Linked DNA regions of Mus musculus: all the other regions are linked to region 2. The links are chromatin loops, found by intact Hi-C in ENCODE. Cell type or tissue: left cerebral cortex. All regions are shown on one strand. Each heading gives the region's core, and the rest is flanking DNA. Links, peaks and the distances in the headings are about the cores only.

Region 1 (10,485 bases), core at 1,683-9,682, 260 kb before region 2:
TGGGAAGAGGGCGCTAGTGGAGGAATGTAAGTTTTTGTGGGTATCCCTTGAAGAGAATATTTGGACCCTAACCCCTGTCTCCCTTCTTTCCTGATACTGTGATGTGCACAGAGGAGACTTCCTAGGTCTTGATGACCAGAAAACCAGTATCTTATCTGTGTTTGGTTGTCTAGTCATCTGGCAAAGTATAATTGAACAACTTCTGGGCCCTGTCATTAGAGAAACCTCTAAAACTCCAAAGAACTACTAAGAACTACAGCCATGATCAAACATTCTCCTGATTCTATATCTAGAAGTTTCTCTAGGCAGCAAGCAGAAGAGGAGTTTCTGGCCCCCTCTTGCACCCAGGGGACCAGTCCTAGGGGGTCTTGTTTTGCTTCTGTGAGCAATTCATCCAAGGGCTCTACTTTATAATTAATAATTTAATAAGTGTTTTTGGGGGATGTTGCATAGCTGTATCACACTGACTTTTAGCCCCTTGCCTTGGGAGTCTCCAACAATCCATTTAGAAAGAGCAACACAAAAAAATCCTCTGATCATCTCCCCCCTGCCTGCCTGAAATGTCAGCCCTGTGGGACATTGATAGGTGTTCCTGCTATGAGGAAAAGCATTACTGCTGCCCGTGTGCCTTTCAGGGTCCTTGATTCACTGTAAATCCCATGTAAACTGTTGGATTTGACAAGGAGGAGTTGTTGAAGGCAGACTACTGGGAAGGGTCGATGTTGGGTTGAAGTTGGCACCAATCTCTCATCTGTGGCAGCTCAAGTGGAAGACGGTGGATGAGCTATAGGACCCGTGAGCCTCCTCAGTCAGCAAATGCAGGCCCCGAGTCACATTTAATTCAGAAAACCCTGACAGCCCTGCATAAAGTGTGAGCTGTAAAAATGGAGAGATTGAGACTGTGTGTGTGTGAGCGAGTGAGCCATTATTCCAGTTCACTGGACTTTAGGAAAATACAAAACAGGACAATACAGACTCTGGAACATCACCAAGAGACTGACAATAGTGACTTTGGGAAAATATTCCTGGCATATTTATTCCAAGGCCACATGATTTTAATGATTAAAAGTTAAGAGGAAAATTAACGCAGAGTATGAAGATGCCTAAAATTCTACATCATTAAGCTTAAACTGTACACATCTCCATCTGTATATGAACAAGATAAACCACCTGCAGTTAAGAAAACTGTTGGGCTGGCGAGATGGCTCAGCAGGTTTAGGCACCTTCCAGTACGGCTGATGGCCTGAGCCCACTCCCTGGAACTCATGTAATAAGAGGAGAAAACAGACTCCAGGTTTTCCTGTGACTGCCACACATGCACACAAGTGTCAAACATGGACATACACACATACACACACAACAAATATTAAAAACTCTAAATAAGAAAAGTATTAAGACCAGGAAGTGGTAGCACACATCTTTAATCCCAGCACTTGGGAGATTGAAATAGGTCGATCTCTGTGAGTTTGGGGCTAATCTGATTTACAGAGTGAGTTCTAGGACAGGAACTATATAGAGAAATTCTGTCTTGAAAAATCAAACATCCACTCCCACCAAACATTAATTATTGAAATAGTTTGGAATGTGAATAGAATTGTGCCTTTATGTCAGTCATGGTCCTGAGACTTTATTGAGCCTAAGATATTGTCAAGGTGTTTGACTGCTTTTTGAGCCCTATCTCTAACTCTAAACGTATTGGCACATGACCTGCTGTGTTAGTGGTAGATTGGTACACAGCAGTGGCTTTCACCAAGGCCTCTGTAGGGTTGAGGGGCCTTGGATGAATCAGCTCCTGTGTCATTTATAAGTTACTTGTCAGGAACTTTTGGATGTCAGGGCACATCCACATTTTGGGAATCAGTTAAAGCCAAAATGAGCTGATCCAGAAAGATCTCAAGAAAAAGTCCTGGAGCCAATTCAGTGCTACATTGTATTTCATCCTCCATGACAGAGCTTGGTAAACTCTGGCTTCTGGGCTAAATCTAGCTATTGATGGCATTTGGAAACAGAGTGTTCTTGGAGCACAGCTATGTTTACTTGTTTTAGTATTTTCTCAAACTACTTTTTTGCCATAGTGGCAGAATGAAGTAAACTTCTGTAACAGAAAACTCCACAGGACACAAAACAGGCATATTTATTATCTGATCATTCATAGAACAAGTTTACCCAGTTGTCTGGCCTAGACATCATCATGTCCATGACAAAGAAACAAGGGAGGAAACAGAATCCTATGGTTGCCTTCCAGGAAAACATCTGTTCATCATACAGATAGACAAAGCAAGTCACATGCCAGACAATTGACCTTAGAATCAAAGTGCTGAAACTCAAATCCCCAAGTGAGAGCAACCTCAGCATCACAAGACACAGGGTAGGTATGCATGGAGGAATGATTGACAGGAAAAATCGTTCCCGCCCACTCTGTGTGGGTTACAATGCCATGATGAAGTTCAACCCAGACATAGTAGGAGCACTATCTAAATTTAAAACTTCATGCTCTGAAAGCAGCCTTTGCTCTAATGTGTCAGTCGTCATTTTGTCAGATTAGCTGTAACCCATGGTAGGCTCAATGTGATAACAATGGTTACAACTAAGCTTGAAAAATGTGAGCATATGAATTTGGCCTTCTCCCTCTCATTTGCAGCATGTCGCCTTAGGAAGACAGATGGGATAAGAACAAATATTTGGATAGCCTTATCGCCTCTATAACCAAGTTGGTCCCCAAACTGTGCCCCCGTCTGTTCTCTTGAAATTATAATCTACACCCTGCTCCCAAACCAAGCACTTCATAAAATTTAATGCTCTTTACTATTGGTATAGTTATTGTAGATCAGAGAACGTTACTCACCTAAATGTGACTGACCATGTTGGTGTTTGCTGAAATGGTAGTTCATGACTTATATTAACCATGAAAACAAATGCTACATTAAATTTCTGTGTTATTCAATCTACAAGCATAATAGCTAATGGGAGAGCACCTTTTCCTGGATACCTTGTCCTTTGTAACATCGTATTTAGAGGTTGGATCCAAGAATTTATTCTAATGATGTCTTCCTCACCAACCAACCTTAATGCCAGATGAGGCTCCCTCAATCTCTTTTCAGTATTTCACATTTAAAATGAAGACAGTGAAGTAGATGATTGAAAGAATCTACGACTGAAAACACTATTTGTTCTGGAGGCAGGTGTTCTACTCATTTCTAGTGACAGACTGTGAGCACCAACATGCGGGAGTAATTATGGTAGAAAGCCCATAACCTCATTAACAGGGTCAAAGACAATTGGTGAGCTAAAGAGCATTTTGTGGGTTTCATGTCTTAGAATAATAATAATAATGCTTAAATTAATTTTCTCTGAGTCACTAATGTCATGTCACTAAAACAACATGAACACTCCCAAACATTAAATAAATATTGAGTTCTCCCCATTTTAAGATTTACTCTTATTGTTTTTCTTCAAATGGGAGTATACTATCACTTGACTAGGCCAATCACTGATAGGTAGTAGTGTTGGGATGGGACAGCCAGAATGGCCAGAAGTAAATTACTTGCTCTATTCATTCTGGGTTCCTAAAATCATGATCCTGAGAATTAGAGTCCTCTAGGCCAAAATCTCAAGACACATAATAGAAGGAAATGCTTAATTCTTCATGAAACTACTAATAATCTCCCATGTGATGTATGTCTTGTGTACATCACTGAAGAGATGGAATTAGATACATTTGTAAAGAAGTCAAAAGAGACCATTGAAATAACTGAAATCAAACTGTAATGGGGTCCTCTGGAGGAAACCAATTCATGATATTCTGTTGGTTAAATCTGCCCTGGCATGCTTTGGTAGAGACCACATGGTAAAAAGGTATTTCACTAATGAACATTTGTAAGCAGTTTAGTGTCTGAGGGCATTAACAATGAACCAAGATTAGGCAGAGTTATATCCATAGAATTAAAGTTTCCATTTTATTATCAGTAGATATAAATTGAGAATGAGAGAGAGAGAGAGAGAGAGAGAGAGAGAGAGAGAGAGAGAGAGGAAGAAGAGAAGAGAGGGAAGAATGAGCGTAGAAGGAGGAGGAAGAAGAGAAAAGGAAGAGGAAAAAGAGGAAGAGGAGGAAGAAGAAGAAGGAGAAGGAGAAGAAAGAAGAGGAGGAGGAGGAGGAGGAGGAGGAAGAAGATGAGGAGGAGGAGAAGGAGGCAGATTAACTACTTCCAGGGCAGCTTCATCTACACAGTGAGTTTCAAGGTAGCCAGGCGTATAAAATGAGTGAGACAGAGTCTTGATAAAATAAAAGAGAAAGAAAGAATGCAAGGAGAGAAGAAAGGAAGGGGGGGCAGCATTATTATCGTTACACTTAGAAGCACACCGTGCCATTGTAGCCATTAGTCCTTTTGTTTTCTGGGTCCATTTGTGACACACTGCTTTTGTGACACACTGTTTTCTGTCTCTTGACTCGTAAAGTCTGAAATGTTTATTTGGGCTTTTTACAACACATGTCGACCTATGACCCTCACAATTCCCTTAAGACACTAATAGGATAGTGAGTTTTCTAGTTATTTGGCACCTACTAACTTGCCCTAAGATTTAATCAAAGCAATTACAGTAATAGAAAAGACCCTGCACCCCCAAAATAAGAGTGACTTCAAGTATAGAACTTGAAGCCATTTATTTTATGACCTTGCAAAGTGGGGCATGTATCTAGGGTAAAGGAAAGAATCGCTATTGTGATAATTTAGGGGGAAATGTGATTTTCATAGTTCCTGTTCTTGAGGAATTCTGCTCTCTTTCTGCCACATTGTGTTCTTCAGGGAGTTACAGTCTCTCTTGCTTGACTACCATAGTCTCCGTTCCAAATTTCTCATCCAACTGCACTTGAGATCTCCCCTTGTTCCTGGTATGTGGCCTCAGTCACATAACAAAGTGCCTCTAAATTTTCAGCTATAATGAAATGAAAGCACTCAGGCAAGAAGCTACCAGCTACTAGCTAGGAACGACAGAGGCCTAGGGATTCCTGTTTATCTGTAGTACTTTGATGAGTGCTAAATGTATACTGTACTAAAAATGGATCTTCAGGGCCAGTGAGATAACTCAGTTTTTAAAGCCGCTTGCCACCAAAATTTGACTGTATGATTTTCTGTGCTACTAAAAATAAACACGTTATTTATATATACATTTTCCTCTATTTTAACTCAAATTATTTGTTTCTGTTCTATATCATACATTATGTAGTGTGGAAAGATGTTAGACTATGTCATGATGCCTAAGCATTTGTCTAATTTTTTTAAAAAGAGAGAGAGAGATTCCAGGCAGGGGAGATGAGATGGTTCAAAGTGTTTGCATAAATGTTATCCCTTACAACACACATTTCAACAAATCTGGGTATGGTGGTGCACACTTGTAGTCCAAGCACTGGGGAGGTGGAAACAGGCAGATCCCTGGGACTCAGTAGTCAGCCAGCCTAGCCTACTTGACAAGCATTGGGCCAACAAATAAAACCATTGCTTCCTTGGGAATGGGATCCAAGGTTGTCCTGTAGTGTGTGCGTGTACACACACACACACACACACACACACACACACACGCACGCACACACTCACACACACACACACACTCACACACGCACACAAGCACACATGCACACAAGCACACACAAGCACACACAAGCACACACACATAAGCAATGAGACACCATTTACTTTCTTCATGGCCATGGGTTTCTCACCAGTGTCTGAACTTTGGTTTGCTCCCCCTGGTGGTTGAGTTTTCATGCCAGGATGCGGTTCCTCTGATGGAAGCTGAAGTTTCAGTTAATGCCGTCCTTTTGCTCATAGTAAATATGTAGAAATCATGACACCTCCCATGGAAAGCAATCAAATCACACCTTTTTCATAAATGATAGTTTAAAGTACTAACGTTCGATCACATCCTATGGCAGGTCTTAATGTCAACAGAACAGAGCACACTAGGACGAAATGACACCAAGCAGGTGCTCAGAAAGAGCTTACACTATCTACAACTAATTTAAGACTGGCCCATAATGATGGTCTTATGCCTGTCACGTTCAATGCAGTCATTGTGATGACGTCAGAAAACCTGGGCCTAGTTTCTTTGATGAGTTTATCTTACTGCTTTTTAAAGGAAACGTGATATGTGATTCCATTTGGGGCCTCAGGTCTTCTCACAGCTCTGCCACAGAAACAGGTTCTGAATCCATTAATTCAACAACCCACCCCAGATTCCTCTACTCAAAACAAAGTCAGTAACCATTACAGCTAGAATTCGGATCAGAGTCTGAGATGGAGTTCTAAGTAGAAAAAAAAATGACATGATTGCTGCTTTTAGGGACTTATCCCAGAATGAAATACTGGAAAAACTATGAAAATGATTGCAAATAATATTTATTAGGGTGCCATTTACTGAAGCAAAGCACTGCAACTCTTTAAAATATTCTCAGGACAGAAATCTGAGGACGTGCACATTGTATTATTATGAGACCATAACAAGGAGAAGACTTTGTCTATGCTAGTATCTCTACAATGAAGTTATTATTAAGGATACAAGATGATCCTGATGCATGTGTGTGTGCATGCTTACATTAGGGACGAGAAACAAAGTGAGTTCTTAATGTCCCCTTTGGGAGCTATGACTTTCTGAAGTTACATAGTAATTAAATAGTGTTACATAGTAATTAACTACAATACAGATAGCCTTTCATATACAACCAGGAAAGTTAAAGAAAGAAGACTTCATTGAGAGCACTGCTGGTGACATAATGACCATCAAGAACCTGTCCCAGGTGACTTTAAAATAACACGTTTCATTTGGAAAACAACAACATAATAGGAAGAATATCAACAACAGTTGAGGCAAAATCATTTTGAGACTAGAATATGTAATGTAGACTAAAAGAAAAAAGTAATTAAACTAGAGTTACTAAAATCAGAATTTGAGGCAGGGCATAAATGGGTTATAGAAGTGGACTTGAATAGGTAAAATAAAAGGAATCAAAATTCCTAAGTTTGACATTAGTCTGAACTGATGTGCTTGTGTGTGTGTGTGCATGTGTGTGTGTGTGTGAGTGTGTGTGTGTGAGTGTGTGAGAGTGGTAGTGGTGTGTGCTGTGTGTCTGTGGTATGTGTATGTGTGAGATAGTGTGTGTGTCTAAGTGGTAGTCATGTGCATTATGTGTGTGTGAGTGTGTGTGTGTGTAGTATGTCTGTCTGTGTGTCTTTGTGTCTGTGTTGTGTGTGTGTGTGAGTGTGTGAGAGTGGTAGTGGTGTGTGCTGTGTGTGTGTGGTGGTAGTGTATTTACCTCCTAGAAAGAGCTAGGAAAAAAATATGAAAATGATTGCAAATAATATTTATTGGGGTGCCATTTACTGCAGCAAAGAACTGCAACTCTTTAAAATATTTTCAGAACAGAAATCTGAGGAACATAAAATATATAGGCTCCATGCCAATAAACTGTCATATGACGAAGACCTTAAAACATTATATATATGGTTATCTATATAATATGTGTTATACATGCATGTTATATATGTATGTAGAAACACATATATACACTATATATGCACATACCTACAATTACACACATATACATATATAGCTATGTATCTAGACATCTAAAAAGATACACAGACTTTTTTGAAGACTGTTGGAGATCTTAACTTTTTTGAAAACCCTCCAAGAATCTATCCTACTTTTCCTATATAAACTACACCCCAACTTGACCAATAGCTGTTGAGAGGGAAATGTTTCTTTTTAGAAGCAAAGCAGCTAATAATTGAAGAAATAATTTATCTTTTCAACACCTAATGAGGTAATGGATTTAAGCAAAGATTATCAATGGCTGTTAACATAAGACAGCCAGAAGTTATTTATTCCGGAGAGACTCACACAATATCATCCATAAAACTATGTGGATAAAAGGCCAGGAAAACTCTCCCGAAGTCTCTAATTGTTTTATTTAACTTTTTATTGATTCTATGTGAATTTCACATCGTGCTTCCCAATCCCACTCATTTCCCTGTCTCTTTGTAACCTCCCTACCCCCACCCCCCCAAAAAAGAAAAAAAATCATTGTGGAAGCTGTAGTATATCAGTGTGTCCCACAGTATACCATTTCACCCACTTCTCTGCTTGCAAATGTTCATTGGGACAAGTCACTGATCTGGTTTGAGACCTCTAGGTTCTGCTACTCTATCAATAGCAGACCCTCACTGGGACCTCTCAGACATCTTGTTGTTTCCCTAGGTCATGGAGGTCCTGCAACTTTGGATCTGTGCCTACCAGAGCAGAGCTGCTCAAGTAAGGTAGGGTCTGCTCTCCGGAGTGCTGCAGCAGTCCAGGGTTTGGACCAGATCTCCTGCTCTCATGAACAGCTCTCTCACCTGCCCCACCCTGCCTCCATCCCCTGACATCAGGACCAGCTCTACTATGCTGCACAAGTGCAGGTCCCACTCTGAGTGCTGCAAAAGGTGAGGAGAAGGGACAGCTCTCCTGCTCTCCAGATCCCCTGTGGTCAGCTTTCTTGACTGCTGCAGGTGGGTAGTGGCAAGAGGAGTGGCATGATTCTCTCCCTCACCTTCCCTCTGTATCCACACAGCAGATGAGTACAGGGCTACCTCTCCCATGCACGCTCACACTCTCAGACTGGCTCATCTTCAACCCCTACAACCAGGGCCAGCTCGGCTGTGTGTGCTAGGCTAGGTGCAGCCTGCTTTCCTCAGAACTGCACCTGGGGAGGAGCAGATGGCTCTCCTGCTTGCACACCTTTGGCACCAGATCTCCCATGATGCCCAGTCTAGGGGTGGTGCCAGTTCTGCACAGCTCTCAAACATCAACATGGTGGTACCCCAGACCAGGGATGTCTGCCTGGATCTTGGTGGTAACATGCTGCTGCAGGGCCATCTAGACATGTTCCTGTGTAGCAGCATGGGCAAGGACCTCGCCATGCTCCCAGGTGACAACATCAGCTACTCACATCCAGCTGTTCCTCACCAACCTCCATTTTCCTGTTCTTTCTCTCTTCATTGTGCACACACCCTTCTGATTCTCTTTCTCTTTTATCTCTCCACCCCTTACTTGTTCATTTTAGTGTCCCGTGGGACTTGTGGATGTCTGAGGTCATCTCAGGAGTGCTGTGCCCCGCCCCTGCCAGATGGCGCAGGGCAGAGGTCATATCTGACTTGCTCCCTGCCTGGTTCTCGGGCACCAGACTGGTGGTTGTCTGCTGAAGTCTCTAATTTTGAATGTGAGATTTATAGGAGATCCAAGTGGGGCAAAGTGCCATGAAGTCAAAGAAGATCAGACCGAGAAAAACTGCCCAGGAAAGGAGTTCAAGTCTTCAAGGAAAGATTGTGGAGAGAAGACAGGGAGAGAGAGGGGTGTACAGAAAAAATCCTCTAGAGGAAAAAAATGAGACAAAGTATGAATATTCTTTGAATTCTAATTCCAAAACAAAACTATGAAAATTCATGAACTGGTATTGAAAATTTGATATTAATTACTTCAGTATTTTATGTAAGTGTAGGAGAGGTGTGCATGCCTGTGCACAAGAAGGAACCAAGTTTCCTCTGTCACTCTCTGTCTGTGCCTTTGAGGCAGGGTTTCTCTCTCTCTCTCTCTCTCTCTCTCTCTCTCTCTCTCTCTCTCTCTCTCAATCTCTTTCTCTTCCTACACTCTATGAGGCTGCGGACAGCAAGCACTAACAATCCTCCTGTTTCTACCCCTTTCAAAACTGGGGTCATAGACACAAGAAAGATGTTTGGCTTGTTACCCAGCATGCAGAAAGCTAAGCCATCTCTCTAGCACCTGATTTTGTTTGTTAGGCAATGTCTCAAGTAACTCAGGGTGAACTTATACTGTGGCTACAGCCAATGCTGACCTTGAACTCATAATCCTCCTGCCTCCACCAACTGAGTATAGGCCAGCACCACAACTGGTTAATGTGGTCTTGACAGTTTACCCCAGTGCTTCCAGCTGAGCACCTCCATAGCACAACTGACCTATATCCTAAGCTGCAGGAGGTCTAACTTTACAAGGTTCCCTGGAATGCTTAGAGCTCATTTAAGGTATGAGCACCCTAGAACCGAGTCTGAGCGTTAAGGCAGTGAGGATGTGCATGGGTTCTTCCTTGCTGACCCTGAGTGATCTGCACAGGGAGAAAAGTCTCCTCCTCTTCTTCCTCCTGCTCCTCCTCCTCCTCCGTTTGCTTCTTATTGATTGGATATTTTCTTTATTTACATTTCAAATGTTTTCCCCTTTCCAGGTCTCCTCTTCGGGATGCTCCTACCCCATCCCTCCTCCCCCTGCCTCTGTGAGGGTGCTCTCCCCCACTCTCCCTCTCCCATCCTCCCATCCTGACATTCCCCTACACAGGGGGATAGAAATACCTCAGGCCCAAGGACCTCTCCTCCCACTGACGACCAACGAGACCCTCCTCTACCACATATTTGGCCAGCGCCATGGTTTGCTCTTTGGTTGGTG
Region 2 (10,485 bases), core at 1,734-9,733:
AAATACAGGTTCAGACTGTTTTAATTTCTTAGAGACCCCTCTCTATAATATCATGGAGACCTAAGCTTTTCACACAAGACAGACCACATCGGTGGCAAATTCTATAACTCATAACACAGCATCTATGCAGACTCCACTTCTCCATTCCCCTTTGACACTTTTGAGGTATTGATGAAATTACCCAAGTCACATTGTACACAGCACACCTTCAGCTTAAATAAGGAACACCCTTGCTGGTAACAACTTAGTCTGAAATGTGAACAACCCTTGGGCTGTTAACATAGCAACTGGCCATTAATGTGGTAATGACTAATTTCAGAGGAAATTGTTCTTTGAGAAATGAACATGTTGGCGATCAGACCATATCTGAAGGAGTAAGATATATTTATCAATAAGTTAACCGAACTTAAAGCCCAGCAGAAATTAAAAGTTTTATCTCAAAAAGTAACATGTATTTTGTTATTTAAGGAAAGATGACGACTTCGGAAATGGAAACTGTTTCGATAAATTCCCTTGGATGAAGCATTTACTCGAGACGGTCAGACATTAGGTTAACACCCTATTCTATTTGCTATCACAAGGAAGAATAAAATAAAACAAACCCAAGGTTACTTTCTCTGCCAACCACACATTGAAAACCCAAAACTATTTTACCCACAAAAAAAAAAAAAAAAAAAAAAAAAAAAAACAGGTAAACTCAACATTTCTGATTCAGAAAGTATCTGAAGCGATCAAGCCACATTCTTTACATTCTCCTTAATGCTTATTTATTTATTTTACTTATTAAAATACCTACTCCAGCCCGACCTGTATAAACTCCTTGTTTGCAACCGCAAACCTAAATCCACTTGAAATACTAAAATTGTGCATAATATAAGTCAAAAGGAGTCAAAAGGATGTGGGTATTGCTTAGCACAGACAAAGCGAACCTGGGAAGCAACACGTCAGATCATGAAAAGCAAACACAAACGCTTTATCTGGGACCGAGGCACTCATTCACAATGAGCACAGGAGACATTTTTATTTCAAAGAAGGAAAGTTCAAAGACTGCTGAGTTCTGAAAGAATTCGTGTTGTAAGTTAACTCTGATTAGTTTGCCACCATAATGAGGGAAGCCCTGGCTCTTGAGAGTCACCTTCCATTGTTGGCACCTTGCGTGCTTCTGAGCTCTGGGAAGTAGTAACAAGTGCTTATAATTAGCCAGGAGGCTGTAGGCACAAGCCAGAGCAATACTTCCAGGGGAGAGCACAATGTGATAAACCACACTGGCTTCGCCCTTATACAACCACCATTAATCAAAAGACATATATGTATTAGGATAAAAGTCTGACTTTAAGTAGCTGAATTACAGACTAAGAAAAAAAGGGATCAAATTCCCTAAGAACCACATCTCAGAATGGCCAAGATGGTTGGTTAGAGAGTTGCTACCAATTGATAAATTTTGTGTCATAAGGAAAACGATTCAAAATAAATAGCTTAATGTCAGGCTCGAAAAAAATGATTAATTGTATCAAATATGAAAGCCCAAATGATGCCATATATCATTTCTCTAATTTGATAGATCCCACTTTATTAAGATAAGTCATTTGCAGCTAAGTCAAGTCACAAAGTCCCCTGAAAAGAAAATACATTCTCTTCAGGAGCATTTCTGTGTTGACAAAAAGCAGGGAGGCTTTGGACCAACACCAGACTGGCACAGCTATGGCTGCCCACACTGTCGTGGAACTCTCCTGGTGCTTGCACTTTGGAGGGTGGCAATGGTTCCCGTTAACTTTGAGGTAGTTACTTTTCACTCTTCATAACACAACAAGCAAGTCTGAGGCTGTTCAATATTGAAACAGTGACTTGAATATCACTAAGTGGAGAAACAGTCACTCTGTGTGAGGGGTCCAAGGCACTGCAGTAAATATACTAATAAACACAAATTAAGACTTTAGAACTGACTTCCTAGAATGTACGCAAGACAGGAAAGTGAGCTGGATAACCAGACCCCTCAGTTCAACTAAAGTTGAACTTATTTAAAAGTACACAGCTAAAATGATTAGGTAATTACGAAACAGACTCATTTCTCTGCCGATCTCAACCAGTTTCACCTCTTGCTCTCTAAAGAAACAACCTGGATGCTGTTCTTGTCAGAACGTCCCTGGCATTAGCTGCCATTTTCAATGTTAAGTAACGAGTTCTTCAGTCAGAGTACTTAGCTGGACAAGCCAAATTAAAACACTTTAGATGTTTTTTGTTGGCTATCCCTTAAGCAAAAGTTTGCTTGATAAAGGCCAGCATTGTGAAGGCTGGCAGTGTAACATCTTTCAAGAACACCAGTCGGCAGTTACGGAAAGCAAACAAACAAGCCAGAAACATAATTATAAACGTACTGTAAAAGGCAACCAGCCAACACTGGCATGGAAGGGCCAATTCCTACCTCAGATAGTCTCTGCGACAAAGGATAAGGTTAGCCTTCGTGTACAAGGTGGAGCCCACCTCTCCCAAACGGCAGTCGCAGCAGGCACACTTCAGGCAGTCCTCATGCCAGTATTTGTCCAGTGCCTTTAGGAGATACCGGTCCTTGATTTTTCGGTTGCAGCCAGCACAACCTTTTGGCTTGGTGTCTGGCTGAACTGAGAGCATTTGTATGCCTGGGGAAAAGAAACAAGAGAAGAGAGCTGAGATTCCAAGACAGAAGGACAGACAAACAAGTGAAATGATAAAAGGCTACCTTTGCACTCGTCTTTCCTTCTATCCTTCCTTCCTTCCTTCTTTCCTTCCTTCCTTCCTTCCTTCCTTCCTTCCTTCCTTCCTTCCTTCCTTCCTTCCTTCTTTCCTTCCTTCCTTCCTTCTTCCCTCCCTCCCTTCTTCCTTCCTTCCTCCCTCCCTTCTTCCTTCCTCCCTCCCTTCCTTCCTTCCTTCCTTCCTTCCTTCCTTCCTTCCTTCCTTCCTTCCTTCCTTCCTCCCTCCCTCCCTTCTTCCTTCCTTCCTTCCTTCCTTCCTTCCTTCCTTCCTTCCTTCCTTCCTCCCTCCCTCCCTCCCTTCCTCCTTCCTTCCTCCCTTCCTCCTTCCTTCCTTCCTCCCTTCCTCCTTCCTTCCTTCCTTCCTTCCTTCCTTCCTTCCTCCCTCCCTCCCTCCCTTCTTCCTTCCTTCCTCCCTCCCTCCCTTCTTCCTTCCTTCCTCCCTTCCTTCCTTCCTTCTTCCTTTTTGATGGATGTACTATAATCGAGCTATGTTTGAATTTTATAAAAGCCATATGAAAACCATGATGAACTTATTCACAGGAAGCAGTCACAGTGGTAAACTGATGTTGTACATTGGACCTTGACACTGGACAGGGGAAGTTAGCAAGCCTTCAGTTATTTCCATGCAGTCAGTCCCGTTCTCCACACAGAATTGTTCCCCTGGGAAGAGCACCTGAACAAGTGGATGGCACCCTGAGAAGCAAGAGACTGAAACTAACTCAGCTGGCTGATGGGGATCGAAACCGAGCTTTGCCTAACTGAATAAACAATTCACTTAACATGCATTTGAAGGAAGGAGCATGTATCTGTAGGAGAAATTCAGACCCTTTCTTGGAGGTACAAAAGTTTATAGATAAGTGCACAGTACATCTTGCCCAAAGTCTATAAATCCTACAGTGTTTACTTACATCCAAATACTTGCTTCTGTGTCCTTAATATTCCAAAGTATTCATTGTGCTAAAATAGCAAAGTATATCTATTTTCATACACATTAGTCACTGCTTATATTGAAGACTCATCACTTGGTTATATAATATATGCTCTAATATAAAACAAGCATGGGATCATGTGATTTATAGCCACAAACATACACTTATTTTATAAGGGAAGGAAACAATAGAAGACAAAGTCTAAGAAGGTACAAAATTAGGCACTCATCCATAAACAGCTATGCACAGAAGGTGTACATGCACCATACTAAATAAACATTTTTATATTTTAGTGTTGAGCTTTCTTCACAAGCAACTAGTCTGGCTGTCTTCTAAGGCTTTTATAACTTGATTGAAATATTTTCCATTAACTGAATACTCATTTTTTGAGTTTTTTCCTTTATTGTTCCCCAGGTGTCAAACACTCAGTTAAGAAAGAAAGAAAGAAAGAAAGAAAGAAAGAAAGAAAGAAAGAAAGAAAGAAAGAAAGAAAGAAAGAAAAGAAAGGAAGGAAAGGAAGGAAGGAAGGAAGGAAGGAAGGAAGGAAGGAAGGAAGGAAGGAAGGAAGGAAGGAATGCTGGCCAACTTTTAAAGCTTCGTCTTCATCAAATGATGGATTTGAACCACTATAAAGTACTGCAGGCATCATTGTCTCCCCTGTATTACAAATGATAACACAGAGAGCTACAGAGGCAAAGGTGTCCCTTGAAAGCTAAAGCACAGTAAGTAGTGCTGTGCCCCTGACACCAAGTGATCCACCTGTACCCCGAGGGTCACCCCTTAACACTTGGTTTCTTCTCCCGCCTAAAGTTTTAAACTTGGTTGGACAGAGATATACAACAGCAAATATGCCCGTGTTTCAGAGCCTCTCAGAAGGGAGAAGGGAAGCACTGGTGAGCCATATCTCCTCAAGATTCATAAACTCTCTCCTCCCTTCTGATGGCCACCCCTCATTACCTACCCTGAAAGAAAAGAACAAAACAAAGAAAGAAACAAATAAAACCAAACAAAACACCACCAACAAACACCACTGATGAGGAGGAGCCTGCAAGCACACCCACAGCCCAGTCTGTTTTCTAGCTACTCATGGCAGGGGATTAATGTGTACTATTTCTTCTTGAGCTCAGGTAAGAGAATTATTTGTCTGGGAGAGTTGCAGAGGAGGGCATGCAGGGAGGGAAGCAGCGTGGCTGTCCTGTGTGTCTGACACTCGTGGCTGTGGTGTTCCGCGCTGTGGACCATCAGCCAGATTCATGCAGAAGAGCAGGTGGTGGCCCCATAGCCTGGTTTGTGATCCCTTTTCTTTGAAGGAGCTCAGGGCCTAGTGTAGATTAATCATAACCCTTGATAGCTCTGCTAAATCTCACTCTCTAGAACTTCTAACAAATGAAGTTTCTTTGATCAGACTAGTTATCCTTTTCTAGCAAGGTCCCACAAGGCATGAATCCCATTAATTAGGGTGTACAACAGACCCAGGCGCCTCTTAGTCATATACCTAGAAGACGAAGCAGGGTTTTGATTTACTAAAAACAGACAGGATTTCATGTCTGAAAGCATCTAAATGTTTGTTAAGGGTAACTATCCTAATTATCTAAGTTGTTTTTTTTTAAATACATCACTAAGCTAAAAGATTAAAAATTAATTCTTTTTGGTAGTAAGCTAAACACCATTATTTCCCATACTCATGATATTATTAAGTGTAGAGGGTCAGCTATCTTTATTCAAAATTCATTGTAACCAAGACAGCAGTTACCAACATTTGGCACAGAATTACTATCCTTGTCTTCACAAAGTGTTTTTGTTGTGTTGACATTTTAATTTAGCACTCAGAGGCCAATTAATAACTGAAACTCTTACATTCTGTTTGGCCTTGTGCATGAAAGGAGTCTGATATTTTTCTATACTATCCTCATATCTTCTTTTAGAGGCCATATCCCCCCTTTCTCTTGCAAATGGAATCTGTTCTATTCTATGCATTTAGGAAAAAAAAATGTAGGAAAACAACCACTTGGTAGTCACCACATTGCCAGGCACCTAAAAAGCAGAAAGCACTGAGCAGTCTCTGCTCTTGATCCAAAATAGGATGTCTGGGGAGAGTTATGTGTTCGTGGCTAAGAGACACTTCCCAAGTTGCTCATAGCCCATCAGCACCGGTAACTAGTTAGTCTTTAGATTGGCATGCAAATTGTTCTGAGGGAAATTCTTATTGCTTCTGAGACCCTGTCATTCTGAGTTATTTGACAGTTTAAGGGAAATCATAGTTGTTTTTTTTTTTTTATTTTATTTTAAAGACATAAATAATAGCCTGTGCAGTGTGCTGTGCAGAAATAAGTAGAACCATTTCATTTAAACTCTGGTGAGCTTTTAATTGCCTGGATTGCATTGTGAGAAGGCCTGCCGGTTGATTGCATCTATTATGTTCCCTTGTTCTGTGCCATTCATCCGCACAGTCTTAGCTTCAGTAGTTAACACAACAAAGTAACCACAACTCCACAACACATAGGAGCTTAAAAAATAACCAGAATAACGAAAGATGTGCAGTGCTCAGGCACTGTGGGCTTTTTTTTTAAAAAAAAAAAACATGTATGTATTATTTGGACTGATCACGCTGAATGAATGGAGAACATTCCTTCCCCTTTCAGAAGATTTACAGAGCACAATTTGGGAGCCGAGGAAGGGGGCTCCATCCAGAAGGGCTTTTGGAAGAGAGGATGCAAAAATTGGGTCCGCAGGTTTCGCAGCTGGGAGCAATGACATAGATTAAAAGAATTTGGCCAACACAGCCTTCCCACTGCCAAGAGTACCAAACAAAAGATTGTCTCTCCTCCTGCCCATCTTCCTCCCACTCACGCACCTCCCCCCAACCCCCTGTGCTCCCCCAACCCAGATTGCAAAACTGGATTGGGCCTAAAAGCTTGTTTCTCTCTGTTCACTGGCCCAGAGCACCCCTACAGGCTGCAGCCCCCTAAGGGGAAACAGTGTAAATATATGTCCCCAAATCTCTGGTACCGGAGCTGCTTAACTCTGTTCTGCCCCTTCAACTCCCAACCCCCTCCGCGTCCTTCCACCACCCTCCCCTTTTTGAGCAATGGAGCTGGAAACCAATTTGATTCCCTTTTTCTCCAATGCAGCTGCAAGGCTCAGAGATACTGACATTTCCCCACTCTTATCAGTTTAATTACAGTTACCATGGCAGCAAAGTGCTAGTGCTTGGCAAAGGCCAACAAGAGATTTGCAAGACTGGGTTCAATTTTGATGCAGCTCACATGCAAAATAAAAAAAAAAAAATAAGAAACATACATACACTCTAACAAAGAATCTCCTTGCGGAGTTTATGATCCAACCTTTTGTGGCTGTGTCTTTGCAGCCACGCAGGGGTGGTTTTGCAAAGAATGTACCAGGATTTTTGGCACCTAGCGAGATTAATTGGTCGAAAGCAGCAGTCTTTAAAAGCAGCAGCAACAATATTATTTCATATCTTCCTCAGGAGAAGAACGGGCAGTCTGTGGAGCTAGCCACGAGTGCCTAGCGGCCCGAGAAAGTGCCTCTGTGATAGAAGGTAACCTTACCAAAACTTTTCTCTTGTTTCTGCATGAGTTGACTGAGGCGTGCCTGAGTCGCTGCAGCTTCGCATGGAGCACCAAGCCCGGAGGCAGAGAGTAGAAAAGGGAATCACTCGGATCTGGGGCCCAAGCGTGGATCTGGTGAGCAGCATGCAGGGCCCAGGATCCACTATTGTGAAGCCACTTTGGGAGCTGGGGTCTAGTGGCTAGGGAGGCAGGCAGTGGGGGAAGGGACGAGGGAGCGTGTAAAATGATGGCGAATGACAAAGCCACATGCTTCCCTCACTCTGCCTGTAATCCTAAAATCCCAGCGGCCCCTTTTAGCTTCCTAGTAACAAATGGATTTGATTAAACCGTCACACGCAGTGTTAGCATAGCATATCGTGTTCGGTATGAAAAAGATCATAAATCTGACTTGTGTTTCATAACAGCAATCTGAGTAGCCCCGGTTAAAATGTGCTGAATCTCTCTCTCTCTCTCTCTCTCTCTCTCTCTCTCTCTCTCTCTCTCTCTCTCTCTCTCTCTCCCTGTTAAGATGCAGACACTTGGGTACAAGGAACCTATGTCCACTGAACACGACACAGTCACTTTTGCAACACACAGAAGCAGTGTTTTGATATTAAGGTTGCATTGGGAGAAGCAGGGGTGTAGACAAAAACAAGGTTGTAATTTCAACTCTTTCTTGGGGGTGGCAGGCATACATTTCATCAAGCAGGTGTAGAAAGGTCTGGGAAAATACCCAAGACTGATATCACTTCCCTTAGCCTGGTAGCAACACCCCGCCCCCAACCTTTGCAAACTGTCCCAACCCCTCTTCCAGAGTCAGGGTGTGCGAATGTTGCAGCTCCCAATGAACTTTGTCTATTATGCACTAGACTCCTACTTGAGATGTTGCGTCGCGCTGCAGCCGCGCGCTCCACTCTCTTCCTCCGGCATCCACGTCTTCCGCCCCACATCTATTTCATGTCTCATCACAAAAATAATGATGCCTCCCATGATTTAAACAGAACCAAACAAACACAAAACCCTCTCTGCAGACCTGCAGCCCGGTGAAAGTTGCAGTGGTGGTGGGGATGGTTCGGGTGCAGCTTTACTTTATGCCTTCTTGGGAGAGGATGGGGAAGAAGAAGAAAAAAAAGCCACCCAACATCCGCACACGCACGCGCGCACCAGCAGACATACACAGCACAAATAAGCCGACGCGTGAGTACACAACCCCTGACTTACCTTCTCAATTAAGCGATACAGGGGAGGGTGTTCAATGAGCCCAGCGGCTGCTTGGTAGCGCTTCTCCTTGGGAAAGGTCAAAAAGAAACATTGTTTGAAAAAAAAAAAGGAAAAAAAAAAACCGGGGGGTAGAATCTCTCTCTATATATTTTTTTAAGTTTAAAATAATGAGGTCCTCCAGGATCCGCCAAGTACCAGTGTGGACCGCATGCGAGCCACAGGTGTCCTTCTTTTAGGCAACTGCAGTCCGGGGGATGTCTCTCTTGGTCCTGGCTCCTGACAACTTACCCCAGCAGTGTGCGAGGAGCCCGAGCTGAAGGAAGCCCTGGCTCTCAGCCGCAAAATGCAATCCCTTCCCAGCCAGACATAATACAGCCCAAGAAAAGGTCACCCAGTTATTACAGCGCCTCGGAGCCCAGGCAGCGCCTGTCAGATCCACAGTGAAGGCAGCTCCCTTCCGATTTAAGAGTATTTACCTCTCGCCCCCACCCCTCCCTCTTCTCTCTCTTCCTTCTCTCCCTCCCTCTAGCTGGCTCCCTTGCTCGCTAGCTTGCTTGAGCTCTCTCTCTCTCTCTCTCTCTCTCTCTCTCTCTCTCTCTCTCTCTCTCTCTCTCTCTCTCTCTCTCGCTGTGTCTCTGCTGTCTGTTCCGCAGCTCAGTCAAGTACAGCCGCCCTCGGAAAGTGCAAAAGCAGCCACGAGACAGATCCAGGCTTTGTTGCTAATTTCCCAGGGTGAAAATTGACAAGCCTGGGAGTGCAGTCAGCACAACCCATTGCATATGCTACTGACAAACGCTGGGGACATCCCCTCCCACCCATGCCTATCACACAGAGAATGTGACCTCTGCAGGACTGGACTCTGGAAGGACCCTACCTCCAGGACTCGCCCACAAGAAGAACTGCAAAAGAGCTCCAAAGGAGAAGGGTAGGGCTTCCTAAAATAACGGGGGCATTTTGGAATAGGATGGGGACTATGAAAGCAAATTGCCCTCTAAATCTGTTACTGACAGTGCCAGTGGAGGAAGTTAAAATAAAAGCCAAGGAATCAAAGTGCTACCAGGGAACACTGGAAAACTGCACAGCCCTCCTTTTAGTAAATGTCTGGGGGTGTCTGCAGTTTCCAGGGCTATGAATTCTGTTTAGAAACTCTCTGAAGTCCCTGTGCAGAATGCCTTGTCATGTAAACTCAGGCCAGGCAGTGCCACACACCCTTTCCTCTCTCTCGAATGGCCCCAGGAGTCAGACTGTGAACTTGTACCCCATACCAGGTGCTGAACCCAAAGTGGCCACTGAAACACACTTACTACAGATAGGTGAATACTTGACTTTGAAACCTGCTTCAGTGTTAGTCCCCAGGAAGCTGAGCCAGACTTCCAGGACTAAGCCGGTCCCCTGGCCACTTGCCCACCTACACCCTGCCTTCATACACTTATTTTAAGGCCTGGGTACATCCTTTTATTTTTGCCTCTAAATTTTTCCCATTACTCTTAACCTCTTCCCTGCACTCCGATGCTCTATAGGTCACTGGTAGCTTTAAACCATCTCCTTTTTCTAAGTTTTTAAACTTCAGCTATCGCCCACTTTGGTGTCTCTATCAAGGTCCTCTCAGCATCTCTCACAAAGCCTTGTCAAAAGGTTAAGCTTAAAAATAGTGCCAGTTTGAATGACACTGGATGTGATGCTCTCAGTGCCAAGACAGGATCAATTGTTGAACTACCCACCCACCCCAAAAAAACACTACCCACAAAACACCCTTCAAACAATACAGAAAAACTTTGCTACTTCTGTAACATCAATTTTAATATCTATCTATCTATCTATCTATCTATCTATCTATCTATCCGATCTATCAAATTATATATATATATATATATACATATATATATATACACACACACACACACACACACACACACTAAAGCAGTCCCCCTTGAATATTTATGTTAAATTATGCTTCCCTATATCCAAAGTCCTGGCATAGCCGGTCTAATTTATTTTTTAATCCCAACCTTCAGAAGGCTCCTAAGAAAATAGTAG
Region 3 (10,485 bases), core at 1,037-9,036, 830 kb after region 2:
ACTTGGTGGTCTAGGACTCTTGCCTTTGTACAGACTTCTTTCTGAGCAATGCACAGAGTAACCTGTGAGCAAGCAAGAATTCCCACCTGCAAAGAGCTACACAGTTCTCTCAAAGTAATGCATATTGTTTTCAGCCTTGGTCTGGTATTGCCATGAAGGAAGGAAAAACAGCAGGATTAACCTTAACTAGATTTGGTATGTGCTAAATAAGACAAACTGTATCCTATAAGTTGACTTTTAGGCAGAATCCCTTATTTACCATCTTTGCCTATACATAACTAGGGGTGTGTCTTAGTTAGGATTTCTATTGCTACAACAAAACACAATGACCAAAAGGCAAGTTGCAGGGGAGAGGGTTTATTTAGTTTGTATTTTCATATCACTGTTCAGGGCAGTAAGTCAAGCAGGATAAGATCAAGGAGGCAGCAGCTGATGCAAAACATAGAGGGATGCTGCTTACTGGCTTGCTTCTCATGACTTGTTCATCGTCTTATGGAACCCAGGACCATCAGCCCAGGAATGGCACCACCCACAATGAGCTGAGCCCTCCACCAGTTGATGACTATTTGAGAAAATGCCTTACAGCTGCATCTCATCGAGGCATTTCCTCACCTGAGGCTCCTTCTCTGATGACTGGAGTTTAGGTCAAGCTGACAAATAATCCACCAATATAGGGTGCATCTGATTAACATCAGACACATCAGAAATGTCACACTCAGTGAGCAAAGGGTTAAATAATCCCAGATTTTCAATGGAAGTAGAGTCCTCTGTAGTATGCTTATAGCAACCAAAATCCTCTTCTCCCTAAGACCATGAACAAGATGCTTGAGCCCCATAAAAAAAGACTTGAAGAATAATGTGAGCCCTTAAATCCTTTGACTTGTGTGTCACACTATCACCATCATCAGTGTGTTCACTTCTGTCCTGTAGAGGAATTTTAATGAAGCAACATGGCTGCTTTGACAAAGGATCACTTCCTGAGACATTCTAGGTCTCTGTGATCCAGCTGGAATACAGACATGTCCTTAGTACATAACTTTAATCCATAACAATGAAGTTAAGTTTAGTTTGGCAATGTTTGGAAGTGATGTCTAGTTGAGAGGCAGACATGACAAATCAGAGAAAGAGTTGACAGAATGCGTTAGAAATAGGAGATGCATGCCTCTCATGAGAACAGACAGGAAAGAGATGCTCCTTAAGAGAAACCCAAGGAGAAAAAGTGGTGGTGGGAGGGAGTGGTGTGCAGCAGTTTTACAGCTCAGATAGGTTACGGAGGGAACAAGCTAGACAAGAAAGACAAGAAGCCAGAAGATTAGAGCAGACAGCCAGAGTAAACTTGAGGTCAAACATAGCAATTCAGTAAGAAGCTGAGAGAACCCAAAGTAAATCAGTCAGCTTGGAGAGGCGGTTGAGCCAGAAGAGCTGAGTCAAACCAGCCTATGAGAATTCAGGAAGATCTAGAAAGGATTTACTCAGCACCAAGTCTCAGAGGCTGATAACATTGTAGGCCTTGGGTAGCAGACAGAGCCTGAAGGCTGAAGAGTTTGCAGAAGAGTTGGGTTGTACGGAGGATAGAAGTTTCCAGACCTAGGCCTAGGCCTAGGCCTAGGGATAAATAGAACAGAGAAAGAAATGTTCTAGGTACAACCCAAGCCATGTATCCACACAGCTTGGTACAGCTCTCATTTCATCCCCCCATCCGAGGGACCCAACTACATTTACACTAACCTGTGTGACCTCTTCTCTTTGACTTTGCTTCCTTGCTACTTCTCAAACTGGTGACTCGGTGGAACTAAGAATAACCTACTGCTACCATTTTCCCAAGTATTCTCATCCCCAGCTCCCTTTTTGATGTTCTTTCCTGTATCCACAGAAGAGTATATCTCTCACCCTGTGTCACATTTTAAATTCATTTGAGCTACACATGAAGCAGAATTCAGGTGTTTCTTATTCATATAAATCCATATACCATCGAGAAAATTGGAATTTATTCCGATCCCAAGATTCACACATCGCTACATTATAGTGAAGATGTGCTTTCAGATATCACTGGGAAATCTGGACACTTTATTGTGGCTAAATGAACTCCAAGCTTGAGACTTAGAACCAAGGACCCAATATCTCTGAAGTAACCCTCACACTCTGCAGTCTCCTGATTCATTAATGCTTTTATTGAGAATCCTGAAAACCTATTGGAGAATATTTTGAGAGTTTTATAGGGTTTAAAATACGTGACTTTCTCCTAATGTGGTGATTTGTGCAATTAACTTCTCCCAGCCACCAGAAAACCCCACGTGAGCTGCTGCCAGGCAATCTTTACAAGGCAGGGCCTGTGAAGTCAATGCTCTGCTTCCTCTCCGCTGCTTCAGATTGCAAACAAAACACATTACAAGGCCAGCATTAAGGTCCCTGTGTCCATCAGGCCGAGCTGTGTGCTACGATGCTTTTGTGGTTCTGAAGATGCCTCGGTGATGGAAAATTTACCAGTTTAAAAGGATAGAAACTGGAACTGGAGAACTTGCTCAGTGCTTAAGAACACTTGTTGCTGTTAAAGAAAACTGGGGTTCCGTTCCCAGACCCATATGGTGTGGCCCACAATCATCTGTAACTCCAGCTCATGGGGACCTGACACCCTTTCATAACTTCCGAGGGCTCAGCATTCATTATGAACACAAATGCATGCAGATCCAACATGTACGCGTGTAAAACAAAGTCAATAAATCTGTAAAAGAGAAACGAAGCAGCTGCAAAGGGGAAAAATTCGGTCGTCTTTTTCTCAAAAGACTTTAACATTTCTATTTTCATATTTCTTCCGAAGGTTTAGGCTAATTTGAGTTTGGTTTCCATTTCACTGGGTCTGACCACCTATGCTAATTCAAGTTTGCCTTAAGTGGCATAGATATCAAGCGTGGGTCCTGCTGTTTAAGGGCAGTGAGATCTTCATTAAGCACTGAGGGATGTGTGTGTAGAGTAATGAGTACCCGTGTGAGTTCCTGGCCATCAGCAAAATCACTTCTTTCCTCGTGGTGGTGCTGGTATTTTGCATGTCAATTTAAAATCCACTAATCCACTGCTAGTACCTATCTTTCTCTCCCTCTGTGGTGTGTGTGTGTGTGTGTGTGTGTGTGTGTGTTGTGAGTGTGTTTTCTGCTTGGTTCAATTCTCTTAATGAGAACCTTTGAGTTGATGCATTCACATGCTACCTATCCCAAAGTGCAGTTTGAAAGGATTCAAAAGTATCTGTAACAATACATCCAGGCCAGGAAGTGATTGCTACACCAGTCACAATCTGCGAATGGAAACTGTGGAGAGGCGGGCTTACCCTTCCCCCGTCTGAGCAGGTTTGCTCACTAACTGATGCACACACTTAGAAATGTTAAGTTATCTCTACAGCATTCATCCTACAAGTATACTTTAAAACTTAAAATAAAAATAAATGAAAGTAGGTGATATTTGTTTTTCTAGTTAATATAAGAGAAACACAAAGAAAAATTATATCCAGATTTGGCACTTATATTTCCATCTCTAAAACCGTTCCATTGTGATGTTCCATATATCTGTCATATTTATCACTTTCCATAGGAGGTAAGAAGAATGGGTGCTTATGTAGGCTACGAGGGAAAACGTGGTCTTTACCATACGGCAGAAAGATATGGTGTGGATGCAGTATCAGTAGCCAATATTTTACCCTTATCTTTCCAGAGAATGAGGGGACATAGCTCAGCCCGAGTCACCTGCACAGCCCGAGGGCATTCATCAGTTTGATGAGTTAAAGGATTGTCTTGGCTGTGGGGCACAGCCCAGGATGTCCTCAGATCCACAAGCATGCCTGATTAAAGACAGGAAAACAGAACCTTATCTGAGACAAGTCTCGGTGAGTGGTTTTAATTGCCAAGCTGACAAGATCTAGAATCACAAGCCTTTAGACACATTTGTTAGGGATTATCTAGGCTGGATTAGCCTCTGTGCATGACAGTGAGGGGCCATATTTGTAGCTTAAGGTGGACATACATACCTACTATGGCTGGCCCCACTCCCCACTGGGGGATCCTGGAAGGTATTTTAGAAAAAAAAAGCAGACGGAGAGTAAGCATTCATCCTTCACCCCCTGCTTCCTGAAAGCAGACAGGATGTGACCAGCTGTTTCCAGCTCCTGCCTCCTCCCACTGAACAACTTGAACAGTGAGATAAATAGACCCTTTCTACCTTGAGTCTCTCTTGTCACAGCATCATGTGACATCACTAAGAGACCAAGACACATCTTGATTATAACATTTTCATGTTCATCCCGTAGAATTATGCTCACCACGGGTTACTAATTCAAGGCAAAACTACCTAGCTTCTTCAGTGCTTGGATACCAAGGAACACTTCACTGACCCCGGTCTCACTGACCCCGGGGTTTTCTTGTGTGTGTGTGTGTGTGTGTTTGTTTGTTTGTTAATCACAATCTCTGTTGTGCTGAAATATATTCTAAAAAATTCAGTGAGAATCAACTAATCCATTCATCAAACCCTACACATGATATAACACAGCTTCTGCCAGAATATTCACAGGTCACATGCTCAGGGTGCTCTCCACACACATTGCCACACAGATGCTCAGGAGTTTAGCTCTCTTGACGCTACCCAAGTAGGACGGGTTTGTGCCAACCGCCAATTTATACAGGAGTTCGGGAAATGAATTTCAACCATTTACAAAATGTGCTGATTTGCAAAAATAAAACAAAATATTTATTTCATGAAATGAGCTCTGCAGCCCATCCCATTGTTACTCATGAATTTTGTACTTAAAATAAAGAGAAAAAAGGAAGTCCACAGGTGTTTACAACAGTGTTTAGGATAACAACACCAACTTCCACAAATTTTACTTTGTAATGTTTTATGACATGTATTTTATAAATTACTTGAAATGTGTATATGTTAGCGTAATAAAAAGCAGCTATCATTTATTTGTCTTTTCAAATTCACTGACATCTATTTTTTAAGAACTTCATTATATAAAAATAAATTGAAAATAAATACAAACACCCCAAACCAAAATTAACAAGATCCAAAGTCTATACAACTTCATGAACTTACATACAATCAAGATAACTAACATTAAACTTTATTTTCAGTATCTAATTTGTGACATATAGAAATGGAATCCTACTGATATTTTGACATACATCCTATTACACTGAAATAAGCAATTCCTGTTTTGTGTGCCATATAACTTTTCAGTAGTTCTTGACTTTATTTTACTTCCCTGGAGTACTGCTAAAGCCATTGGCATCCATAAAATTGTTCTAGCAACTATCTGTCAAAACAAGTGGTCTTGGCTTGACACTATCATCAAGTCATGAGTATCAGAAAGCCAAGTCCTGAGCTACTGTTGGTTGATAAGGAGTAGTGTTTGTTTTCAGTGTGTGATTTCTTGTTTCTCCTCTGTCTGGAAGTCTGAGGTCTCATCAGAATCCCCAAAGCTGTGTGACCACCCGTGTGTCCTGCTTCACAGAAGAACGCATTCAGGTAACAGTTATTTTAATTGTTCCTTTTCAGAAGGCATTCATTTAAAAACATCTTTTTTTTTTTTTTTTAGTTAGTTTCTCTCCAAAGGCAAGGGCACAAATTGAAATGACAGAACATTCAAGGCTCAACCTCACACAGCCACTTCTGCAACTTTCCAACTTTGGTGCTTTTTACATTGCTGCTGCCACCTAGTGGCGACTCGAAGGCATTCTCTCCTCTTCTTCCAGCGCACTAAACTCGGAGGGGCTTAGCAGGCAGCCTGCAGTCAAACCGGTCCTCTAGGCGCTTTAGCTGTGTTTGAGCCAGAAACACCATGTAACAAGAGAAAGAAAAATAGCTGCTACAGAAATCAATGCTAAGTCCTTCCTCAAAGAGGAGGAGAGAGTCTGATAAACTCTCTTCGAGGGGTGTTTAAGAAAAGTGAAACTCAGCAGCTGTCTTGGCCTTAAAACATGATGAGAGAGCAGGGGCTGCCGGGGTCCCATTGCTGCCTTTCTCAGACTTCTAATCACATTCCACAGTGAGCAGAGAGCATTATGCACCAATGGTACTTACTAGCTAACTGAGCCAACATTGTTGGAAATGGTTAGACAAAACCGAGCAAAATTCTGAAAATTTTTAAGGATAGAATTTCGATTCATTAAATTTCTGAATGAGTACATAGCCATCGCCATGAAGGAAGTGTTAGAAAATGTAGGTCAGAATGAATGCAAGGTCAAAAACCGGACACATTTTAGATGCCACAGAGAGCAGACGGAATATTCTCAGAATTTGATTGTCCCCCACCTTTTTGGTGTGTTTTCGATTGATTGATGGTTGTTACTGTTGTTGGTTGGTTGGTGCTGAAAGATGCTAAAATATCTTTGTTCGCGTTTGTTCAAAGGCTGTCGTCCTCAAAGGAACTGGACGAATGCTTGACTTGTGGAAATAATAAGGTCGACACTTTGTTTCTTTTATTTAATTTCAATTACTTGATTACGACATACCCATGGGTCTGGTGTTTTGTCACAAGACACCTTGGACAAAACTGCAACTGCACTGGAAACATTTTAAAATTTCTGACATCTTGTAGCACATTGGAGGAAAAGCCAAGATGCTCATAAAGCAAAGAATCTCCCAAAATTGTAATCGGGAACAATGTGAGCACCAGGAAGTAGAAGTGTCTTCCAGTTTCAACTCATTACTAATTGACAGCCTGTGGCCAGAATCTACTCTACTAATTGAACAGATTATTTCAAAAGAATGCCTGATGGGCTGCGATGTATGTAGCCAGTCTAATCTGCTGAAGAGAGGGATGATGGCCACAAGTAAGGGGCACTGTAGCTGCTATTATATTTGTAAAATAGAAAAATAAAATTTTCTTTCCTATATCAAGTTATTGTTAGATCTGCTAATTGTTCTATGGATGGGAACTTCTGCTTAAAGAGTCAGAATTGCTCTCCATAGAAATATTTAGAACCTCAGAACCAAAACACAGAGCTGGTTAGAAGAGGAGAGAGAAAGCAATCAGGCGGCTCTCTTATGCTCATAAGGACGTGTGAAGTGTCCAGGGAACATGACTCGGCTCGACATCTTTTTGTGAATGGTGATACGTTATGTGTGGGGTCAGAGGTGTGCTATGGCAGGTAGGGATTGAGGGATGCTGGGAGAATCTGGAAGCTAATTCTGCTTTGGTTGTAGAATATGCACCTCAGTCCCTTGTCCTATGCTCTGAAACCAAACACGCACCAGTGTGGGAGAAAAGGGACCTTGGAGGGGATGTTGTAAGGTCTCCATGGGTTAACGCATTCAGGCTCGCCTGAAGCCAGTCAGAGAAACACAGCCTACCCTGTGTTCTCCAAACAGATGACTATGCGCAAGAGGAAGATATGGGGGTTGCAGGAAGAGAGGGGAAGTCATGGAAGAAGATGAGATAAGAAGCAGAGGAGAGAGAACAGGAAGGGAGGAACAGGAGGACAAGAAAGGGAGATAGGAAAGGGCAGAGGAGAAGAAAGAGGAAGGCAGGGTAAGAAGGGGGTTTGCTCCCTTGGCTTTCTTTGTGATTAAGATGTAATTACCCAGGCTCCAGATTCTGCGGCCAGACCACACATTTTTGGCCTTTTGAAGTTCATTCCTCTAGAACAAAAGCCAAAGTAAACAACCTCTTCTACAAGTTGCCTTTGGTCATGATATTTCGCCAGAGCCACTGAAAAGTCATAAATACAGAAAGCAATGACTCTCAAAGGTCAATGGTGAATTTAAATGATACAGTGATGCTCTGCTGGAAGACAGAGACCGTGATCATCCTGGTATGTATTTGGCAATGTGAGTAGAGAGACTAGTCCATACTCAGTACAATAGCCGCGGGTGTGTTACAGCTACTAAGTACACAGTACAATTGAATCGAATGTGTCAGTTATCAATTCCAACTTTCTTCACTCAAGAACTTAAACTCCTCCTTCCACATGATACAAAATGAGGACACAGCAGTACAGAAAACAGAGAGAGTCTTGTGAGCTCGCTCTCTCGCTCTCTCTCTCTCTCTCTCTCTCTCTCTCTCTCTCTCTCTTGTTTTGGTTTTTGGTTTTTTGGTTTTTCAAGACAGGGTTTCTCAGTATAGCCCTGGCTGTCCTGGAACTCACTTTGTAGACCAGGCAGGCCTCTCTGATCCCTCTCAGATCACCACCTAGGAAGATTGCTAATGATGACCTAGGTGTAGTGTGTAGCACAAATGTCTCCAAGGTTCTGTCTCACAGTGAGAAAATGTAGAGTAACTGTCTGGATGTGTACGGGTCTCAGTAGGACAGAGGGTGGACTGCTTGCTTGGAACATAGGGAGTTACTGAGAAGCGGTGATTCTTATGGAATTAATCCATCACCAAGCAAATACAGCCTTGCTCCTAAGCAGATCAAACTGAGCTGGTGCAGAGTGGAAAAGCCTCAGATATGCTCATGGGCTCTGCGTACCTGTGGTCCATTGCGGAGCACACCTATTGTAGCTATTCAATGATAATTGGCAGGGGGTCTTGTGATGGGAAACTGATTTATCCTATGAACGACAGATGTCTGAATATCCTGCTTACTTTGCTTTGGGTTGTTTTTTTGCTACAAGAATTTGATCCAGTGGGGGGTGGGGGTGTGGAGGTTGCAGGGGGTGGGGGTGGAGAAGGGAACTGAGGCTCTGGCTTTAGGTCAGACAGCGAAGGTTAGAAATTAACACTCGCTCCCTGTTACAGAACAATTGCAAGGGGTGTGGGGCCATGTTGCTTTCTGCAGATTTTGACATTGTTTAAGCAAGTAGATTTTGACATGTTTAAGCAAGCATTAAAATACTCTTGAGTACAAGTTAGGAAAAAAAAAAATCAACACGCATGTACAGTGTTACTAAGTAATGAAACAGCAGAGCTCCAAAGCTGTTGTTATTCAAATGTGTGTCTGAAGACACAAGCAAGGTACAGAGCCTGTCAGTCAGATGTGTGATCACACTTCCCATGCAGCTAAGCGCTGTGAATAGATAACTGATTTTGTTGTGTGTGGGGTTTTTTTTTTCCACAAGTCATATAGTAAATAGATAGAACTAAAAAAGTCAAATATTAATAACCAAGAAGTACAGATCCTTAAATCCCCCTCTCCCCAACCAGCAAAACCCACAGAAATTTACACTGACCAAAGTAAATAGAAAATAAAAGTCAAGCCACTTAAGCAGTTGACATTTAGGGATAAAGCCAAGCACTTATTTTTCCTGTCTTCAAATCACCAGTATTATAACATTAACAGAAAAATGAATGATATTCTAGACATGGTGTAAAAACTACAGATAAGATCCAGAGAGTGATAATTTAATTAATTCTTGCTAGTAATTAACACACTTTCCGTTCCACTTTGGCAAAAGACTATCAATTTCCTTAGTATGCTATAACAGCCTTTGGTTTTGTTTCTCTAAATTATTAAAAAAAAAAGAAAATTAAATAAATTAGAGGAAAAATAACCTATAAGAATGGTCACATTAAGTATAAACAAAGTTAATTTCAAAATGTACTTGCTGTTTAGAGTAAGCAGAGCTGTCTAGAATATGGAATATGTAATTCACTCAATTTATTATTCTATGTTTCCTGGTATACAGCCTCTGGGAATGTGTATTTGCAAATGCACTCTCTTGAGACATGACTAATTGGTGATAAGTATGTTTGGACATAGTAGTAAGTTATCATAGTATTGATCAAAATGGTCATTTTATGGTGAGTCACATGATGATAAAATACATGGTAATTATTGATTTTAAGTTTTTAAGATGTATTTCCATTATTTTTCATATATGTGTGTATGAGACTGCATGTGTTTATGCACTTATGTGCAGATACCCCACAGAGGCACAAAGAGGACATAGGATTCCCAAAATAATAGGCAGTTGAGCTGCTGAGTGTAGGTGCTGGGAGTTCAACTCATAACTATTTAAGAACTGTGTCATGGTTGGTTCCTGCCAATTTGGCACAAGCTGGAGTCAAATAAGAAGTAACCTCAGTTAAGAGGATGCTTCCAACAGCTTGTCCTGAAGGTAAGCATGTGTGACTTTTTTTTTTTTTTTTTTTTAGTTAATGATTGATGCTATAGGGCACAGGTAATTGTGTTTCACAACCTAGGCTGACTGTCCTGGTATTATAAGAAGAAAGGTCCAGCAAACTATAAAGAGAAATCTATTAAGCAGAGTTCCACCAGGGCCTTGGCTTCATATCCTGCGCCCTACTCCCAGTACATTGCTAGACTTCCTGTCCTGATTTCCATCACTGTGAGCCATAAACTGTGAATCATATAAATGCTTTCTCCCAAGTTTCTTTTGGTCATGGTGTTTATCATAGCAGCAGAAAACTAAGACAGACAGCAAGAGCTCTTAACTGCTAAGCCATCTCTCTAGCTTTAATTTTAAATGTTGACTTCATCATCTGGTTTTCTATGGGTATAAGTTTTGTAAAAAATGCAGTCTTCACTTGAGGTTAAC

Evidence for each region. Hi-C counts contacts between places; a loop is a spot of excess contacts. Peaks named below come from ENCODE experiments on the same cell type or tissue, not always from the same donor. Only the 100,000 strongest peaks of a DNase experiment are listed, where the experiment ranks them.
Region 1: a loop joins it to region 2, with 2.1 times the contacts of the local background. A loop is called at or near these places in 3 of 42 quality-filtered maps.
Region 3: it touches region 2 in a loop (2.3-fold over the local background); 2 of 42 quality-filtered maps call a loop at or near these places.

The regions. Positions count from the first base shown.
Region 1 is chr6:138,158,380-138,168,864 of GRCm38, forward strand. It overlaps Gm30213 (a long non-coding RNA gene), which reads left to right and starts at 8,176. Exons shown (of 5, transcript XR_869528.3): 1 at 8,176-8,474. In left cerebral cortex, for the core only: a CTCF peak has its summit at 5,760 (motif pointing left); a DNase peak (open chromatin) is centred at 5,750.
Region 2 is chr6:138,413,993-138,424,477 of GRCm38, forward strand. It overlaps Lmo3 (LIM domain only 3), which reads right to left and starts at 9,038. Exons shown (of 4, transcript NM_001356306.1): 1 at 8,449-9,038; 2 at 2,423-2,636. The coding sequence starts at 2,628. It overlaps A830011K09Rik (RIKEN cDNA A830011K09 gene), which reads left to right and starts at 9,113. Exons shown (of 4, transcript NR_126073.1): 1 at 9,113-9,373. In left cerebral cortex, for the core only: no CTCF peak of the experiment used is centred there; DNase peaks (open chromatin) are centred at 1,803, 2,551, 3,562, 4,904 and 6 more places; H3K4me3 peaks cover 4,811 bases; H3K27ac peaks cover 6,174 bases.
Region 3 is chr6:139,243,353-139,253,837 of GRCm38, forward strand. No RefSeq gene overlaps it. Among named protein-coding and RNA genes, the nearest start is that of 4922502N22Rik, 74 kb to the right of the region's middle. In left cerebral cortex, for the core only: a CTCF peak has its summit at 5,713 (motif pointing left); a DNase peak (open chromatin) is centred at 5,715; H3K4me3 peaks cover 265 bases.